3 separate regions of the Homo sapiens genome follow, and all the other regions are linked to region 3. Evidence: chromatin contacts called from ENCODE Hi-C or POLR2A ChIA-PET data. All regions are on one chromosome and are shown on one strand. Each heading gives the region's core, a stretch centred on a gene start or an enhancer-like site at or near the end of the contact. The rest is flanking DNA. Distances are from core to core; before and after follow the strand shown.

Region 1 (4,502 bases), core at 830-3,329, 1.9 Mb after region 3:
TTGCAAATTCAAAATGCCACATTACTACCAATAGGTCATCAATAAAGACACAATTTAACTGAAGGAAACTGTCAAGATACAATTTAACTGAAGGAAAATTATGAGGTATACCATGCATCTTATAATAAGGTTTGAGTCAGCAAGCATAAATGTGGATGCAACCACTCATGGGCATTGTAACAGTGACCTATACATGAAAACTCATTATTTTTACTCATTTGTCCAAAAGCACTCTGAACCTTCTACTAAATGGTGACATTGTTTTGCATCCTGACAGTTATTTCACTAGAAAATAATATTTACAGAAAGAATTTGAATTTAGAAAAAAAGCCACGAGTTACACTTTCAAATGTAAGAAAATATGCATAGTCTCTCTAAGTAACCCTCCCTAAAAGATACAAGAAAACTGTATGAAACAATAAAAAGGATCATCCTTTCAGTTTTAACTTCAAGTGGCAATAATTCAACGTTTTTTAAAAATTCAATAGTATTTAAGATACTGCTTTTAGAAAGCAGGAGATTGTAACGGCTAGAGTTACTACAGGTTAAGAGTTAACATTGTGGCTGTAATGTAACATCATTCCTGGACCAAAGGTACATACCGAAGTAAGTTCAGAGGAAGCAACCCATATCACATCAACAAGCAGAAGAATAACAATCCCAAGAGCCATTCGCCTGCGCTGAGTGAAACCACTGTTCTGGGAATTCATTCGGTTCATGACAAATACACACACCATTTGCAGTCTGTTTTTTAGAAAATACAGATCACATTAGAGATGATTTTAGAAAAACAACCATTAAAAATGAGAACATTAGTATAACAGAAACATTTGACTTTTGTTAGCTAATGTTCAGTGTGAAAGTTACATAGAGGATAAACGTGGAATCTACCTTGTCTTAAGAGCCCTTCTGAGATCCTCAAGAGCAATGCCGGAAAACTTGGCAGATCTCAGTCTAAAAGGAGGTGAAGAACTCAGCACCCCTAAAAACAACCATGAAATTATGCTATGAAAACGTGAATAACTCAAGGTAAGATTCATCACATCGTTTTTTACTCTTCATCTTCAAACTCAAAGCAAATCAATGAAAAGGACCAAAATGTGTTAAACATACTTGCCACCTTTCTCAGTACTTTCATGGTATCCACTGCACGCTTCAGATTATACTTAGAGAGATACGCGATACGGGGCGGGCAGGGAGGGGGAGTAATATACAACATACGGCACATTTAAGAACAGTTAACTACCAGAAAATAGCTTCTCTGAGTTTCACAAATACGGAACTCCATTCACCTCTCCATCCAGAGGAATCCATCCCTGGGGACAGCGTCTAGACACTGTTTCTAAAAGTGTCTTTTCTGTCCCTGATCTGCTGGAGTGGAATTTGGTTATCGGAGAGTAAGTGATTTGCTGTGGGTCTTGAAGGCACCTTTCCAATCTCTTCAAGTGGTAAAAGAAAAGGATTCTCCATGCTCCTCCACCCACCTCTATCAAAACATCCAGTCATTTTAAAAGAAACAGCTGGGAAAAGAAATCATCCTTCTGTTTTGGAGCGGGGAAGACAGTTAAGGCAGCGACGCCTCCCCGGGGAGCCGAGGCGAGGGCGCACGCACGGCTTCCTCAATTGCCAGCGGTGGGCGCAGGGCTCCGGCGCCCCTGTCAGCTCCCGCTCCCTCCGCCCCTAGAGACCTTCACGGTTTCGGTCAAGGCGCTCCTGCTGCCACCGAGGGCAGGAGGTGGTGCTGCTGGTGGGCACTCCGTCCCGGTTTGGGCTCCGGTGATGTCGGGGCCCTTCCCTGCCTGCCTACCTGGCCTTCCTGCCCCGCGATGGCGTCGTGGCGGCACCATGAGCGGACCGGTCAGGCCCCGCAGCCGCCCAGCGCCACGGCCGCGGCCTCGGACTCACAGAGCTGTCACCGCGCCTGACATCGCGCCGCACTGGAGGCCCAGCTCCTGAAGACGCGGTGCCCCTCAGGGAGAGGCTCCCGACACCACCCAACTCCACTCGGCCCAGGAGGGCGTGGAGCGGGTGAGGGGAAGGGACGGCACAGTCAGCTATGGCCGCGGAGGCCCGGAGATCTGCTCTGGCCCCGGCCCCGCCCCCGGCTTGCCCTCCGCGCGGCCCCGCCCCCAGTCCCCAGCCCGGAAGCGGTGGCGCGCGGGTGACGTCATAGGGGCGCGACGGCGGACTGCGCGCGGTCGCGTATGCAGCGAGGCTTGGCGGAGCTAGGGGAAGTAATGCGAGGCTCTGGTCGCCGAGCGAGGGCTCGCGGCGGCGAGGCGAAAGAAGAGAGAAGATAGGAAGAAGGGAAGTAGGGCGAGGTGGAGGAAGAAGAGGAAAGCGAGCGTGGGTGTCTGGGGCAGAGCAAAGGACGAGGGAGTGGCTAAACCTCCGCCCGCCTTAGAACGAAAGCTGGCCGTTCCGTTTCACAAACTGCGAACCTGAAACTTCGGATATCCCTTTCTCGATGACAGCCGAAACGCAAAGTGGCTTAGAGTACTTTTGATTCTTGAAACCTTTTGTATATAAACAAGATCTCAGCTCTAGGAGTTACAACCTACATCCTAGGCCAAGCTACTTCAACTTCTCTGGTCCTCGGTTTCCTTGTCTACGATAATGATAGTACCTGCCACATTGGTTTTTTGTGTGTATGCTAGGATTGCATGAGTTTACATATGTGAAGGACGTAGATCAATTCATGGCACATAATAAGAACCTCACAGACGTCAGCAATTTTTTGTTCGTTCGTTTGTTTTGAGACAGGGTCTTTCTCTGCCACCCAGGCTGCAGTGCAGTGGCACAATCACAGCTCACTGCAACCTCTGCTTCCCGGGCTCAAGCGATTCTCCAGCCTCAGCTTCCAGTGTAGCCGGGACTACAGGCGCAAGCCACCAATGCCCGGCTAATTTTTATATTTTTTAGTAGAGACAGGGTTTCGCCATGTTGGCCAGGCTGGTCTCGTACTCCTAGTCTTAAGTGATCCGCCCGCCTCGACCTCCCGAAGTGCTGGAATTACAGGCATGAGCCCTGCCAAATGTTGGCAGTTATTAAACTGTATAGATTTGTTCCTTAAATATTTTGACTATTCCATGAGAAAGGTTTGTCCAGCATCTTGATTTCTATCTACAAAACAAAAACAAGACTAAAGGGTTCAGTAATTTAACATCTTGGTCAGATGGCGTGAAGAAATTAAATTTTCTTACTCCTATAGTCGCGATGTAGTGTACCTCTTACCTTTTAAGTCTCGTTTCAGTGAAGTTGAATGCATATTCTAGCAACTAATAAAACAATACCAATGAACATTTTTTAATTGATCGAATCAGTTTCAAACTATCAGCATCAAACACCTCTAATAAGTCATTCAGAAACCTATTGTGCAGAGTAAAAAAAAAAACCAACCAGGCCGGTCGCGGTGGCTCATGCCTGTAATCCCAGCACTTTGGGAGGCCGAGGCAGGTGGATCACGAGGTCAGGAGATGGAGACCATCCTGGCTAACACGGTGAAACCCCGTCTCTATTAAAAAAATGCAAAAAATTAGGCGGGGGTGGTGGCGGGCGCCTGTAGTCCCAGCTACTCGGGAGGCTGAGGCAGGAGAATGGCGTGAACCCGGGAGGCGGAGCTTGCAGTGAGCCGAGATCGCGCCACTGCACTCCAGCCTGGGCAACAGAGCGAGACTCCGTCTCAAAATAAATAAATAAATAAATAAATCCTTAACCAACTACTTGGTATTACTACTTAGGGGAAATTTGGTTGCAGACATTAATCACATTAGTCTGGCACCAGTTTGTTTTTTATTTCATTAGCATTCTTTAGGGTATCAGCCCATAATACGCCTAAGAATTCTTTATGCTACATATTTGATGTATAGTCTTAAAAAATAAGAGCATTATAAATCTCTCTCAGAATCTAAGAGTCAGGAAAGCTGGATACCAATGCTTTATCTGACTACAACTTGTTATGTAATCCTGAGGATCATTCCACTCTCTACTGTGCCTTAGTTTCTTCTATAAATATGGGTTTCTGAATTAAAATATTGTAAATGATAGTACTTTGTTAAGTTACCATTATTACCACCTGTTTCCAGACCATCTGTTAAAGGACAAGCTGTGGATATTCTTGTAACGGATAAAGTAATTCTGGCAGACTGTCTTCAGCGAGTCTCAAAACATAGTTCAACTTCCATTAATGTCTTTTCCCTGGGTTCTTTAAGGGAAATTCCACTGGACTGCTGTAACATAGGCCCTAGTGTGTTTCTGTGCTTTGGCACCATCCTGAGCATCTCAGGCATTCCTTTTTTCATCCTTATTTCTCTGTGTTACCCAAGGCTAAATCTTCAGCTGTATAATTTCAAAGATAAGTTCCACAAGAGCAAGGATTTTGGTCTATTTTGTTCTTCACTATTATCCTCAGCATCTAGAATAGTGCTTACTATTCTCTAGCTGGCAGTCAATGTTTGTTCAATGAACTTGAACATCCTGCTGTCTCTTGATCTTTTCCTCAT
Region 2 (4,685 bases), core at 1,460-3,959, 1.3 Mb after region 3:
CTAATATTAGGAGGCCCTGAACTTACACAGGGGCTGTTGGCAAACCTGCCCAGGCTTCCCCCTGGAGGGCAAAAGTTGGGATGTCTCTTCATTCTGGGGTAATAAAGATACAGATATCGCCTTCATTGATGTGGATTTATTTATATTCCTTTTGGCACTTTATTTAAAAAATGGTTATATTTCTGCTGAAATGCCTGGTTTCTTTACCCGTTATATCTATATTTTGCTGAAAGTGTTTTTTAACCATATTTATCATAGTTTTTCTTTTTAATTCCTTGTCTTTTGATCCCAATATCTTGGTCACCTGTGGGTCTATTTCGATTGATTTTTTTCTCTTGACTATGGCTCACATTTTCCTGCTTTTTTGAATGTCTAATAATTTTTTGTCATATGATGAACATTGTGAATGATACATTGTAGATGCTCTGCATTCTATTTTCCTTTGAAGAGTGTCAAGTTTTGTTCTAACAGTAAGTTAAATTATTGAAAACTCACCTTGGTTTTGTGGAGATTTGGTTTTGTGCTTTGTTTGGATGAATTTCTTTTGGTTTTGTCCCTAATTCTAGGGTATATCCCTTAATGCTGGGATGCAGTCTTTCCTGCTAAGGGGTGGTCATTCTAGGGTTTCAGTGGAAAGCACAATAGAACCAAGTCCCTCTCAGATGGTGGAACTTTCCCAGAGACGGTAACTAACTGCTCAGATCTCTGCTCACTATTGATCTCCTTCAGGTTATCTAGATTCTTCCTCCTTGCATTGTTCATTCAGGAATCTGCCAAGAGTTTAAAGGAGTTTGCATGTAGTTGTTGGGCTTCTGTTCTTTGTGGCTCCCTCCTTCAGGATTTCCCCCCTCAAAGACATCCCACTCAGCCTCCCAAGTTTACAATTTACAAGTGTACCTCACACTACTGCTTATATTCCCTGCTAGCTGCAAGCTCTTGGAGTTTTCAGTTCATTGTTTTAACCAGTGCTTGGCATATATACAGTAGGTGAATACTGAAGTGAATATTTGTAGAGTGAAGAAATGAACTAATAAGTTATAGGATTATTAAACCTAGCATCAGATCCCCATCTAAAAAGATTAAGCAGTAGTGTTGCACATTGATTTAGAGCAAGGGTCCCCAATCCCCTGTTCATGGCCTGTTAGGACCATGTTGGGGGTGGGGGATTGAGAGCAAAGCTTCATCTGCATTTACAGGCACTCCCCATTGCTTGTATTACCACCTGAGCTCCACCTCCTGTCAGATCAGCTGCGGCATTAGATTCTCATGGGAGTGCAAACACTATCGTGAACTGTGTGTGCGAAGGATCTATGTTGTGCATTCCTTATGAGAATCTAGTGCTTGATGATGTGTCGCCGTCTCCTATCACCCCTAGATGGGATTGTCTAGTTTCAGGAAAACAAGCTTAGTGCTCCCACTGATTCTACATTATGGTGAGTTATAAAATCATTTCATTATATATTACAATGTAATAATAACAGAAATAAAGTGCACACAATAAATGTAAGGTGCTTGAATCATCCTGAAACACCATCCACTCCCACCTCCCCTATCTGTGGAAGAATTGCCTTCCACAGAAACCAGTCCCTCCCTGGTGCCAAAAAGGTTGCAGACTGCTGATTTAGAGCATGGTCTTTGGGTCTTGCCTGATTGCCTGTCCGTGCGTCCTTGATCAGGTTACTCAGCCTCTCTGTGCCTCAGTTTCCTCATGAGGTGTAAAGCTTCCTAACTCATAGGGTTGCCGTGAGGATTAAATGTTTTAGGACAGCTTATTGCCTAGCACTCAATAAATATTAGGTGTTATCATGGTTGTTGCTGCTTGTAGAGAGCCTGGTCAGCTTCATTTTAGCAGCATCAAATCAAGAAATGGACCTCTCTAGGTTGCCAATTCCTAGGGGAGCTAAAATGTTCACTAGATATTGTGAATAAATGTGAACTTTCAAGAGCCAATTCTTCAAGATGGATCCTGAGTGGCTAACTCGGCCTAAATCTGTTTTATTTTATTTTATTTTTCCGTTTTTACATGTCAAATAACTGGACTGTATTGGTCTAAATTCAAAATAGAGCCAAGTGGTCACTTGCTGACTAAAGGTCACATATGCTGAGCTCTCTGGAAACCAGCACCTTCTTGTTTCTGGGATTTTCAGAGCTCACCTGAACCAACCAATCAGAGCTCACCTGCCTTGGCCAATCAGGGCTCAGCTGTATCACCCAGTCAGGACTCAGATGTATTGATCGATCAGAAGTTGGCCTTGTAAAGCAATCAGAACTAAGCAAATTTCAAACCTTCATTTGCACAGGAAACCTGTGTGGGACCATTTGCTATGAAACCCGAGCCTTCCCTTTGTTCTTTGGAAGGGCACCTTTGTTTTACAATAAAGGTTGTGCCTCTCCAGTTTACAAACTGCTTACTGGAAGATTCCTTCTGGAGAACTTTTATTCACAATATACAGGAAATATGGAATCATTTAACTCAAAATGTCATTATACGGTGCCTTACATAGTTACAGAAATAGAAACCAGATAGTGCCATCAAGGGTGATATTGAAAAATAATAGCGTCTCGCCAATGACAACCTGTTCTGAGCTTATGTTTGCTAAAATAGATTGAGTGTAAAATCACAGCTATTTGCTTCTGTGCCACCAATCCCCAAACCAACTAGTGAATGTTCACCGTAAGCCAACAGTTACAGACAGGTGAAATTTGGAAATCAAATAATGCAACTTTTTCTTGTGCCCAGTGAATGGTAAATGAACAAGGGGTTTGTAGGGACTCCAGACAGTCCCTGTCAAGGCTCACGCGTATCTGGGGCGGGCCTCAGTTTCCGGTTCAGGTACTGGAAAAATAACCGGAGGGCTTTGCAGAGCCTGCGGCCCGGTAGCGCACAGGCCAGACGACGGCGCCGTGCGGGGCGCGCAGGAGGTACCCGGCCTGCCCGGCGGCCCAGCCCGGCGCCACAGCGGTCAGACCAGTCCCACAGCTTCGCCCCCGCCACCCCCAACCCCGGCCCGGCCTCAGCCCGCCCCTCCCCGCCCTGCGCCGCCGCCCGCCCGCCTGCGCTCCCGGAAACCGAGTCCCTCCTGCGAGCGCGCAGAGCCGGACTGGCCCAGCCCCCCGCGCGCGCAGCCGAGGCCCCGCAGCTCTCGCCGCCCCCAGCCGGCGCCTGGGCGCGGGGCCGTGGGGCGCGCGGGCCCGCGGGAGGCCGGAGCAGGAGCCCGGCGGGAAATGGGTAAGGGACCACGGGGAGGCCTGGGCCGGGCGGGGGCACCCCCGGCCGTCGCCGCCCTCGACGGTGACCGTGTGCCGTGCAGCGCTCTCGCCACGCCGGCGAGCACCTGCGGAGCGGCTGTCGCTGAGGGTTAGGGTCCCTGGAGCCGGAGAGAGGGTTGAGAGCGAGCAGGGGACCCTGAGGATCCAGCCTAACCGAGCGGCGGAGACTGGGACGGCAAGGGGACGCTGTCTCCACTGAAGGAGTCAGCCTGGGCTCTCTCGCCGCGGGCGACTCCAGCCGCGCTGTTGGATCCTGGCTCCAAGCCCCGCTGGCTGGCGAGCAGGAGGAGCCCTTAAAGCCATCCAGGTGTCAGAATCAGGCGACACTGAGGGCTTTGCTCCTAATCTGTCATGGCCCTGTGCCTCAGTGGTTTCTGGTGCTCATGACCAGGCCAGGCTGTGGCCCCGGCTTGGTGGGAGCTGCCCCCCCGGGACTGCACTGGGCTAGAGGACCAGGCAGCTCTTCTCTACCCCCTTGGGTGCTGGCCCTCCTCCTAGGTGTGTCTAGCAAGAAAGTATGAGAGATTTCTGGGAAGGTAAAAAGTGTCTGCACAGCTGACAAACTCATATCCCTCTAGGATTTCTTTTTGGCTCTAGAATTGTCTAGCTCATCTTTTCTGTAGGATGATGGAGCTAAGAATGTGAGTGAGTTCTTTGCTGGATTTTTCCACGCTGCAGGATGGACTTGCTGCTCTGGTCAATGCACTCGCCAGACCTCTGTGTCCATGGTCCGCATGTCTAGGTCAGGGGACCAGTATCAAAGTGAAGACTGGGCAAGTAAGCCCCACCTGCCCTTGAACCTCAGGCTTGGCCCCTCCCGAGGCCCAGAGCTGATTGAATGTTAATTAGCAACTAATTGGATGTCCATGAGACTCTCTACATAAAGAACACACCAAGGTCAGGTTTAGACAGTGTGTAGTGCCAAGTGATTCATTCTTTTCTTCCAGACGTGATATTTCCTGTATGTGAAGCATATAAAGAAGAGTCATTCATTCACTCATCTAGCAGATATTTACTGAGTGTCAACTACGAATCAGGCATGCAGGCACTGCGAATACTACTGCTCTTATTTGCATATGGGTTGGAAAGAGAAAATAAGCAAGTAAGCTGTTGAATGACATTATTTCAGAGAGCAATAAATGCTGAAAACACAAAACTGAAAAATTCCCAAAAAGAGGGATATGGGGCATGACAGTGAAACGTATAAGAGAAATTGGGCCTTAACTAGAAAGTGTAGCAAACAGACTTTCTAAATTAGGTGGGAAAATGGTCTCATGTTCAGGTCCTCAAAATCTAGGGGCACAGAATGAGGTGCCCTCTGTTCCTATCAGCAGGGAGTTATAAGCTGCTTATAAAGGATCAGTGAGAAATGAACTAGTGGTGAGTAGCCCCTCTCTAAGAGTATGTTTCTTATT
Region 3 (4,546 bases), core at 294-2,793:
TCGCTTCAACCTGGGAGGCAGAGGTTGCAGTGAGCCGAGATCGCGCCATTGTACTCCAGCCTGGGGGACAAGAGCAAAACTCCGTCTCAAAAAAAAAAAAAAGAAAAGTTATTCTGGATATAATTATGTCACAAAACATGACACAAGTTTTGTTCTTCCTCCTGCTAGAAATAAATGAGTACTGGGACACTTGAACTTGGAACACAAGTAAAAAGTGCCTTATAAAACTTACAAGGGGCAGGGCGTGGTGGCTCACGCCTGTAATCCCAGCACTTTGGGTGGCCGAGACGGGTGGATCACGAGGTCAGGAGTTCAAGATCAGCCTGGCCAAGATGGTGAAACCCCATCTCTACTAAAAATACAAAAATTAGCCAGACAGTGATGGCGGGCGCCTGTAATCCCAGCTACTTGGGAGGCTGAAGCAGAGAATTGCTTGAACACGGGAGCCAGAGGTTACAGTGAGCTGAGATGGCGCCACTGCACTCCAGCCTAGGAGACAGAACAAGACTCCTTCTCAAAAAAAAAAAAAAAAAGAAAACCCCACAAAAAAAAAAACCTTAAAAGAAAACAAAATTCAGCTGGTCTTCCTATATTTTATTCAACAGAATAACCAACATCAACGAACTTTTGACTTTATGAAACTTTAGTTCTGCAATTTTATAATGTTATTTTCTTATAACTTTGAGAGAAAATTACAGAATTGTTAAAGAATTATCATTTTGTACCGATTAATGCCACATATTTAATACTTTTTCAGTACCCCAAACTTTTAGAAATGTTTTTACTTGTTAGGTGCAACATAAACAGCTACACGTAAAAATACTATTAAATTTATATGCTATAAATAACAGTATCAGCAATGATTCCTACAAACACTACCCTGCCAAAAAAAAAAAAAAGAGACCCAAATGCACACTAACGGGAGCTTAAGTCTCCACAAGAGCTTCCCCAGCCTTTCTAGAGGACGGTGAAAACAGGCTGAGAGCCCGAGGCTCAGAAAAACAGCTCAGAGGGGCTGGAGGCCAGTCTGAAAGCTGAGGCTGCACATGGGATGCTACGCACAGCTCAGGAAAGAGGTTGGCAAGCAGGAGCCGGAAGGAGCACCCCAGCCCGCAGGCCAGGAGCGCCCGCAGGCCCCCTCAGCCCCGGAGCACGCTCAAGGCCCTCCCTCGGGTTCCCAGTACCCCGGGTTTCCAGACCTACGGCCACCAGGGGAGGCTCGGCCTCGGGACGGGTGCGAGAGTCACGCGGCGCGCGACAGACCACCAAGTGCTGCGGTACGGCGCCCGCACCTGTATAACTCGGGACGCGTCAGGCGCGGCGAGCCCCGGCTGCTCCCCGGAGGCGCAGGGGCCGAGGAGGCCCGAGGGCAGCGGCGGGGTCCTTCACAGTGACTCTTGGGCCGCAGCAGCTTCTCATTCCCTCTCCCTCCCCTATTCTGGAGGAAGAACGGGCAACAGCAGCGGGCTCGAGTGCTAATGGCAGGAAGGCGTGCGAGACGTTCAAATGGACGCGTCCATCTTGACTTTCCCGTCTTGCCTCGCGCCGGGGCGGGGCATCGCGGGAGGTGCGCGGCGTCCTAGCAGTCCTGGCGCCTGCGCTGTTGAGGGAAGACCGCGGCGGGTTACAACTTGGGGGCTATTTCCACCTTCCGTGCGACTGATGCGAACCCCGAAGCCGGACTCTGTCTGCTACAGTCCTGGCGTCCAAGTTCTCTTTAGCTCATGTCACTAGGGACCTGAACTGCCTTATAGATCTCAGGGTTTTTTCTTCTGGTTTCGCTTCCGCCTCCTGACCCCACGTGGAGGTAGGCACCTCAGGCTGAGGGTGGGGAGCAGGGGTTGCTGATTTTCTCTACGTGCAGTGAATGCTCTATGCCTTTTTCGGTCCATACTCTTCGAAGAGTGGATGAACTGTGTGAAGGTCCTCACAGAAACGTTGCTTGCAATTCCCAGATTCAGAGACACTTCTTAAGGCGATTCAAAGACCCAAGTTAAGAACCCCAGCGGCCACTCGCGCCTGTAATCCCAGCACTTTGGGAGGCGAGGCGACAGGATTGCTGGAGCCCAAGAGTTTGAAACCAGCCTGGGCAATATAGCGAGACCCTGTCTCCACAAAAGAAAAATTTTTTTAATTAGCCTGGAGGCGTGGTGCGCACCTGTAGTCCCAGCTGCTTGGGAGTCTGGAGGATCACTTGAGCAGGGAGTTTGAGGCCACAGTGAGCTATGATCGCGCCACTGCACTCCATCCAGCCTGGGCAACAGAGCAAGACCTTGTCTCAAAAAAAAAAAAAAAAAAAGAATGGGTTATAGGAGAAAGGTTAGAAACAAAGATTCATGAAACAGTTAAATACAAATATACCTAATTGATATTTTAAACTTTTGTTTGTGTGTGTGTGTGTGTGTGTGTGTGTGTGTGTGTGTGTTTTTCTTGAGACAGAGTCTCGCTCTTTCGCCCAGGCTGGAGTGCCGTGGCACAATCTCGGCTCACTGCAACCTCCGCCTCCCGAGTTCAAGCAATTCTCCTGCATCAGCCTTCCAAGAAGGTGGGATTACAGGCGCCCGCCACCACGTCCAGCTAACTTTTGTATTTTTAGTAGAGACAGGGTTTCACCACGATGGCCAGGCTGGTCTCGAACTCCTGACCTCGTGATCCTCCCGCCTCGGCCTCCCAAAGTGCTAGGATTACAGGCGTGAGCCACTGCGCCCGGCCAATATTTTAAACTTTTTTAAAAAAAAAAAGTTTAGCAACCCCATCAAAAAGTGGGCGAAGGACGTGAACAGACACTTCTCAAAAGAAGACATTTATGCAGCCAAAAAACACATGAAAAAATGCTCACCATCACTGGCCATCAGAGAAATGCAAATCAAAACCACAGTGAGATACCATCTCACACCAGTTAGAATGGTAATCATTAAAAAGTCAGGAAACAACAGGTGCTGGAGAGGATGTGGAGAAATAGGAACACTTTTACACTGTTGGTGGGACTGTAAACTAGTTCAACCCTTGTGGAAGTCGGTGTGGCAATTCCTCAGGGATCTAGAAATACCATTTGACCCAGCCATCCCATTACTGGGTATATACCCAAAGGACTATAAATCATGCTGCTATAAAGACACATGCACACATATGTTTATTGCGGCACTATTCACAATAGCAAAGACTTGGAACCAACCCAAATGTCCAACAATGATAGACTGGATTAAGAAAATGTGGCACATATACACCATGGAATACTATGCAGCCATAAAAAATGATGAGTTCATGTCCTTTGTAGGGACATGGATGAAATTGGAAATCATCATTCTCAGTAAACTATCGCAAGAACAAAAAACCAAACACCGCATATTCTCACTCATAGGTGGGAATTGAACAATGAGAACACATGGACCCAGGAAGGGGAACATCACACTCTGGGGACTGTTGTGGGGTGGGGGGAGGGGGGAGGGATAGCTTTAGGAGATATACCTAATGCTAAATGATGAGTTAATGGGTGCAGCACACCAGCATGGCACATGTATACATATGTAACTAACCTGCACATTGTGCACATGTACCCTAAAACTTAAAGTATAATAATAAAGTTTAGATTTACAGAAAAACTGCAGATAGTCCAAAAATTTCCCACATACCCTATACCCAGTTTCTACATCCAGTTTCCCTATTATTAGTATTTTACATTAGTATAGTACATTTGTTAAAATTAATGAAATATCAACACATTATTAGTAATTAAAATTCATACTTTATTCAGTTTTTTTTAAGAGAGTCTTGCTGTGTTGCCTAGGCTAGAGTGCATTGGCACAAACACAGCTCACTGCAGCCTTGAACTCCTGTGCTCAAGCAGTCCTCCTGCTTCAACCCCCCAAGCAGATGGGACTCCAGGTGCAAGCCACTGCATTAGTTTGTAGAATATCCCTTAACTGAAATTTGTCTGATGTTTCTTCATGATTAGCCTGGGGATATGGATTTCAGGAAGGAAGATCATAAAGTGTCATTTTCATCACATCATATCAAAGGTACTTATCAACAGTATCACTTATCGCTGCTGATGTCAACCTTGATCACCTAACTGAGATAGTGTTTGTCAGATTTCTCTACTATGATGTTACATTTCCCCACTTTCCATATTGTACTCTTTGGAAGGAAGACAATATGTGCAGCCCTCAGTTACAGAGTGAGGCCAGTTGATTTTGTTGTTGTTTTACAAACTTGCAAAAGCAAATGAAGGAGGGAAGCATCTTTTCAACAGTTAGTGTTGCAATATTTGTATATTCAGATGGAAAAAATGAATCTTGATTCATACTACACACCATATACAAAAATTAAAGTGCATCAAAGACCCAGATATGAGAGTAAAGCTGCCGGGCGCGGTGGCTCACGCCTGTAATCCCAGCACTTTGGGAGACCAAGGCAGGCGGATCACCTGAGGTCAGGAGTTCAAGACCAGCCTGGCCAACATGGTGAAACCCCATCTCTACTAAAAATACAAAAAATAAATAAATAAATAAAATAGCCAGGCGTGGTGGCAGGCGCCTGTAATCCC

What was found. A loop is a pair of places that touch in the nucleus more often than their neighbours do. ChIA-PET counts read pairs that join two places held with the same protein, here RNA polymerase II (POLR2A). Pooled maps may share reads with other maps.
Region 1: a loop to region 3 is called in a pooled map, with 5 times the contacts of the local background. The contact joins the promoter of SLC35F5 here to the promoter of ANAPC1 in region 3. A Hi-C loop is called at or near these places in 4 of 50 pooled maps. POLR2A ChIA-PET finds 5 or more read pairs at or near these places in 2 of 52 experiments (activated CD4-positive, alpha-beta T cell and activated T-cell).
Region 2: a pooled map shows a loop between it and region 3 (2.1-fold over the local background). The contact joins the enhancer-like site here to the promoter of ANAPC1 in region 3. A Hi-C loop is called at or near these places in 1 of 50 pooled maps. POLR2A ChIA-PET finds 5 or more read pairs at or near these places in 2 of 52 experiments (GM10248 and PC-9).

Annotation. Positions count from the first base shown.
Region 1 is chr2:113,754,563-113,759,064 of GRCh38, forward strand. It overlaps SLC35F5 (solute carrier family 35 member F5), which reads right to left and starts at 2,080. Exons shown (of 16, transcript NM_025181.5): 1 at 1,808-2,080; 2 at 892-982; 3 at 603-744. The coding sequence starts at 1,847. RefSeq lists a silencer at 2,006-2,235 and enhancers at 2,446-2,625, 2,806-2,855.
Region 2 is chr2:113,154,307-113,158,991 of GRCh38, forward strand. No RefSeq gene overlaps it. Among named protein-coding and RNA genes, the nearest start is that of PSD4, 17 kb to the right of the region's middle. RefSeq lists a silencer at 2,756-3,285. Within about 2 kb of position 2,710, at least 18 of the 41 ENCODE cell types and tissues checked have a DNase peak (open chromatin) inside an H3K27ac peak, as active enhancers do; they include PC-9, where a contact is called at or near this core.
Region 3 is chr2:111,882,650-111,887,195 of GRCh38, forward strand. It overlaps ANAPC1 (anaphase promoting complex subunit 1), which reads right to left and starts at 1,544. Exons shown (of 48, transcript NM_022662.4): 1 at 1,293-1,544. RefSeq lists enhancers at 781-1,574, 1,918-2,067.